2 separate regions of the Mus musculus genome follow, and region 1 is linked to region 2. A link is a contact called in ENCODE Hi-C or POLR2A ChIA-PET data. All regions are on one chromosome and are shown on one strand. Each heading gives the region's core, a stretch centred on a gene start or an enhancer-like site at or near the end of the contact. The rest is flanking DNA. Distances are from core to core; before and after follow the strand shown. Region 1 holds the start of Polr1c (polymerase (RNA) I polypeptide C). Region 2 holds the start of Xpo5 (exportin 5).

What was found. A loop is a pair of places that touch in the nucleus more often than their neighbours do. ChIA-PET counts read pairs that join two places held with the same protein, here RNA polymerase II (POLR2A).
Region 1: a loop to region 2 is called in a map of left cerebral cortex, with 3 times the contacts of the local background. The contact joins the promoter of Polr1c here to the promoter of Xpo5 in region 2. A Hi-C loop is called at or near these places in 10 of 37 maps with a recorded cell type or tissue (CH12.LX, adrenal gland, gastrocnemius and 5 more). POLR2A ChIA-PET finds 5 or more read pairs at or near these places in 3 of 5 experiments (Patski and embryonic stem cell).

The regions. Positions count from the first base shown.
Region 1 is chr17:46,246,704-46,249,403 of GRCm38, reverse strand. It overlaps Polr1c (polymerase (RNA) I polypeptide C), which reads left to right and starts at 1,359. Exons shown (of 9, transcript NM_009085.2): 1 at 1,359-1,509; 2 at 1,604-1,675. The coding sequence starts at 1,441. It overlaps Yipf3 (Yip1 domain family, member 3), which reads right to left and starts at 1,324. Exons shown (of 9, transcript NM_145353.2): 1 at 1,076-1,324; 2 at 366-563; 3 at 119-225. The coding sequence starts at 1,156.
Region 2 is chr17:46,201,508-46,204,207 of GRCm38, reverse strand. It overlaps Xpo5 (exportin 5), which reads right to left and starts at 1,397. Exons shown (of 32, transcript NM_028198.3): 1 at 1,183-1,397. The coding sequence starts at 1,287. It overlaps Polh (polymerase (DNA directed), eta (RAD 30 related)), which reads left to right and starts at 1,567. Exons shown (of 11, transcript NM_030715.4): 1 at 1,567-1,811.

The DNA of each region.
Region 1 (2,700 bases), core at 110-2,609, 45 kb before region 2:
CAGTTCAGTAATGGGGTTGCAAGTAGGGGAGTCCACCAGAGCTCAGGGCTCTGAGTCTGAGTGAAGTCTGGATGAGGGTCTAGATGTGAGGACAGATGTCTCAGAGAAGGCGCCTCACCTGCTTCGGACCTGGGCAGGCTCCACATCAAAGTAGGGTCTGAGGATGTCAATGTTGGCATACAAGCTGAAGGCCCTGGAAGCCTGTCTCTTCCCTGCCTGCCACATCTGAAGGGAAATGGGTATGATGAGACTCTTGGCTCTAGATTGTTATTCAGTCTCGGCGAGATTTACGTGTGGGTCTAAGTGGAAAACCTCGATCAATTTAGGACATGCATAGGTCCTTTTTTTTTTCCCCATTGGCTTACCTGATCTGCTACCTGCCGGCTCAGTTGTCCTTTAAAGCCTTTCATGCCAAGAAACTCCCCATCCTCTTCTTCTGCAGCAGCTGCATCAGCATCTACTTCTTCCTCCCGCAGGCGCTGGTGCAGCTCACCCATGTCCTCGAAGCTGGAGCCTGAGGTATCGTCCATGTTCTCCATATCAATCACAGCCGAACCCCCACCCTGTGAAGACAACGGCTCGGAGAGTGAGGGGCCCTTCCATTGCATCCTCCCCGTTCTCCGCTCAGCTGACAACTTGAGGCTTTGATCTTCCACTGCCGAGGACATGGCTTGGAACTGCCACTCTTTCAGTGGTGGCAACTCTTGGTCGCGTCACTTTTGTGGTCCTGGAAACCCTACTATTTATTTTCAATCCACGTTGTTTTCCTACTTTCCACCTCAAAGCTCCAAAGAGTTGCAAAAGAGCCCATCTGCCATTCCCAATTCTCAAACAAGCCTATTTTTAGGGGGTGCCAGTGGATCCTAGCCTCCAGCCCCCACAGAGAGCCGAGGCCCGCGGGAGCCCTAGTTTGTCCCTTTCACGCCAGCACAAGAGCTACACCCTTCCCCGGGAAGACTCAAAGGGGACAGGCTGCGTTTCAGCGGAGCCGACCTCTAGGCCCCGCGAGAGAGAACAGCAGCCACCGTCCGGACGCCGCCAGCCCGGGGCTGCTGGCAGCAGGCGCGCTCCATACCTGGATGTTTTCTTCGAAGCCTCCCCATTCCGGGCCAGCACCATTTCGGACGCCGCTGGCCGGCGCCGCCGGAGTCGCCATGTCCCTCGAGGCTTCCCGTCGCTGGAGCACGCGCGCGTGGGAAGAGCGTGCGACCCGGGTCCGAGGGAGGGAGAGGTTCAGAGGGGCGACCGCCCGGGCAAGGTGGGGATCCGCCGGGACGCCGAAGGGAGAAACCCGGATGTTTGGCCCCACTTGACGTCCGGAAGTGAAGGACGTGGACAGAGGCGGGGCAAGATCTCGCGACATTCAAGATTGCGGGAGCCCGAGCGTTGCTGCGGAGACGCAGGCGCGGACTCGCCTCCTTTTACAGCGAGTGGCGGAAGATGGCGGCGGCTCAGGCGGTGGAGGAGATGCGGACTCGCGTGGTTCTCGGAGAGTTTGGGGTTCGCAATGTAAGAGATCGGGGCGCGGGAAGGATGAGGGCGGCACGGGGAAGTAGAGGCCTGGTGTGAAGGCTGGCCACACTGCCCTTTCTGTTGGCTCTAGGTCCACACCACGGACTTTCCCGGTAACTACGCCGGTTATGATGATGCCTGGGACCAGAACCGCTTCGAGAAGGTGGGTAGAGCTGAAGGTGCCCAGTCGGCCCGAGGGGCCAGACCTCGCAGGTTGGGGTGGGGGTCGCTGTTTCCATACAACACGCTTGAGCTCCATGGACGGGTCAGACACGGTGGTTGCTCTCGGTGGGATAATGGACCACACAGACAAGTTATTCCAGAATAGTAAGATAGCGGTGAAGATGGCTGGGATATGGTCAGGAATCATTGATGCACTGAATCCAGCTAACTGAAGGGACGTAGTTAAAGGTCAGTGAAGGGAATGGCATTTGAATTAAGCTTTGAACTATGAATAAAAGTTGAGTAGTGAAGGCCTGATTGGAGCTTCATTATATATGATTTTTTTAAAATTCACTTTGAAACTGTTTCTGTTTAGCCCTGGCACTCTCTCTATAGTCCAGGCTGGACTTGAACTCAGCCATCTACCTGCTTCTGTCTCTGCCTCCCATGCACTGGGATTAAAGGCATGAGCCACCACGCCCAATTTAGAATTTTTGAGTAGACTGATAACATTTTGCAATCTTGATAGCCAGGAGGGAATGAATTCTGGTGAATCTGCCAGCTAGTGTATGCAGGCTGAAATTGGGGGCATAGATGAACTCCAGACAGTACTAACGGAGTAAGGCAGGGAGAACTAGACGATTTGCACCAGTGCTCTGGGGAGGCAGTGTGTGAGAGAAAGGACTTTGTAACTTGAGGACCCTAAAACTTTCTTGATATGCGTGTTTGCCTGCATGTGTATTTGTGCACCACTGTGTGTTAGTGATCCCTGCAGTGTGAGGAGAATGTTAGGTCCCACCAGGTGCTGGGAACCAAACCCAGTTCTTCTGCAAGGGCAGTTAAGTGCTCTTAATAGCTGAGCCATTTCTCCAGTGGCACTGGGGAACTGTTGCTGGCTGTGTCGTTTGCCAAGCAGGAGAACAAGAATGAGGGTACACTCAGGTGCCTGCTTGTGAAGTCTATGTGCTTGCTTGAGCCAGGAGCATGGTGGAGGTCAGCCAGGGGATTAGAACCTAGGAGACAGGA
Region 2 (2,700 bases), core at 148-2,647:
CTGAGAGAGGAGGTCTTACTAAGTCACTCTGATAGCTGCCTGACTTTGTATCCCCTGCCTTAGTCTTCCCAGTAGCAGGGGTTACCTGCTGTCCTTTTAGCTGTATTTTTAAGATGCGAAAATCTAGATTAGTAATACTGACACTCTCCATTTAGATATTAGTCATGTTAATACTAAACTGGATCTAAGAGAGTACAAAAAAAAATGCTAGAGATATACCCATACAAGTTGAATGTCAACCCCTAGAATTAGCTTTCAAAACTAAGGGTGCCAGGAGGAGTCAGTGAACAAGCAAATCTGTGTATCATCTGAGTTTAGGTCACAGGCCTATTCGGGATCACTCTGGTGCTCTGTTTCTTTGCCTATGTAAAATTCTTCACAATCAAAGACAAAGCAAACAGAGTTGTTTGATTCCAAATCCTGTGCCACATACATCTATATGTTGGCGCTTACTCTAATAGAGAGAAGCTCTGTTGAAGGTATTAGCGTTCCCAAATAGCAAAAGCTGAACTAGACCCTGGCGCAGAGAGCACCCGGGACGCAAGAGAATTACTTCCAGGAAACCAAAGTGCCCCGGTGCAAATAAATGCAAAGCCGGTGGTAAAGCTCGTCTTCGCGCAAAAACAGCCGGAGACTATCTCACAGGTATAAACGAGGAAGGAGCGTCACAAATTAGCCCAGAGATGGCCAAGACTCGAAAGATAGAGGTATGTAAGGATGTAAGAAAATGGACACACGGGGATCTAGAATCAGCACAAGTCTGGAGTGATCAGCAGGGAAGAATGAAGGTGGCACTGGGGCAGGAATTTGCACGTGCGCTCCCGGAACGCCAGGGAATGTGGGGTTTGCCCCGGCGTCAGAGCCGGCACAGCCTGCGTGGGTGGAGACCGCGGTGTGATCTAGAGTGAAGAGAAGTGAGGAGTGGGCAAAAAAGCCACTGAGACATGGCGAGGAGATGTGCAACAGTTAGGGACCCTTGCGTGTGATGCAAAGGCAAGCGCGCAGGCAAGAAAAGACTCAAGTGGGAGGAGGTGAGGGCCGCGACCAGAAGCCACCCTCCCCACGGGCAGTGGGAAGATCAAAGGCCGCATAGGCAGGAGACAAACTGAGTTTGGAGAGGCCGTGAGGGAAGCCTGGGATAGGGTTCTCGGGGCAGGCCCAGGCCGCCAGGACCCCAGCTACCTTGAGGGCTTCCAGCCGGTAGCGCTGGGTAGAGCTGGGGTCCATCATGACCGTCACCGCTTTCACTAGCTCCTCGCACAGCGCGTTCACTTGCTCCATCTCCATGGCTAGAGCCGGGAACCCCACCGGCGTCCCGGGAGCACGAGGTTACGCACAGTTCCCCTGGCGGGACCACACGTTGATACCGGGCCGCGGCGGGCTGGGGGTGGGGAAACGGGAGGGAGGAGCGTGAGTCCCAGAAGTTGGAGCTGGGAAGAACCCAGCGCTGCGCATGCGCCGGAGCCGCCACGGCGCATGCGCGCGCGGAAGTGGCCGCTTCGGGTGACGGCCGCGCCTGGCGGGGCGGGGCTGGGGAACGGAAGTTCCGCGGTGCGCAGGCGCGTCAACCGTCCCTCGCGGCGCGCGCGGTGCTGAACTCCAAATTTCCTCTGGGCTTGCTGTGGGGCGTAAACCTGCAGGCTGGAAGGGCTGTTGGCTCGGCGGGAGCCTAGGGCTACCTACTCGGATCTGTGTTATCAGATTACACTCACTTGCTCCTGGGAAGGCGACGACGACATCTAGACGCTGTCATTGGACTCCGCCCGGAGCCCGCAGCTTCGCTCTTGGCAGTTTTGACAGGTGTCGCCTTGGTAAGGACATTAAAACACGGCTCGGGATCGCTATATCGGATGGCTTTTGAAGCCTTGGCTGTCGCTTTTACTTGGGGGTGACTGGGCCGAAATGAAAAGCATGCTTACTGGGAGAGAAGGCTCTAAGAGTGTCTCTAAGGAGAGTTTTCTTGTAGAAAGAGTTTTTCTTGTAATTTTTAAACCTTCCTCTTCACTGGTCCATATTTTCTCGTGCGTCTTACTACACGACCGACTCCCAAACGTGCTTTTGTACAGAATGGGATGAACTGAGATGTTGGAAAACGCATCCCAACTATACCTCTGGGAGGCTGAGGCAGGAGGATTGCTTCCAGTTTGAGGCCAGACTGAGCTGCAAAGTGAGACCCTGCCTCACGAAACAAAACCCATCCCAAATTTACGTAGTCTTTTACGTTTTGGCATTGTGCAGACTTTGCCAATACATAAAAGTACGAAAGGAACACATAAAAGACTTAAGGCTGTATCATCTCTTATCCTGCATATGTTTTAGGAGGTGTTTTTCCACTTAGTAAATTGTTGCCCTTAAATCACAGCTTCGCTTCCAGTTTTACCTCTGATATTTATATTGAATATGGTACTTATCCTGTATTGATTGCGACAATACATTTGCCACCTTCTAGCTTTATCTGTTCCAGTACTACAGAAAAGCCACGCCAGAGCACAAGGACGCCTGACTTAAGTGTAAAAGGTTTCTAAACGTACGATCATTTTGTTTTAGGTGAGGGGCGAGATTTGTAAGGTGTTAATGCTTTGAACATTCAGTATCTTCTTAATTATTTTCTTTACAGTAATTTTGCAGCTTTGTAGTAGTAGTTGCTTGGCACTGTTTTCAATGTGATTGTTTATTTGAAAAATAACTGTTTAAAGTTAC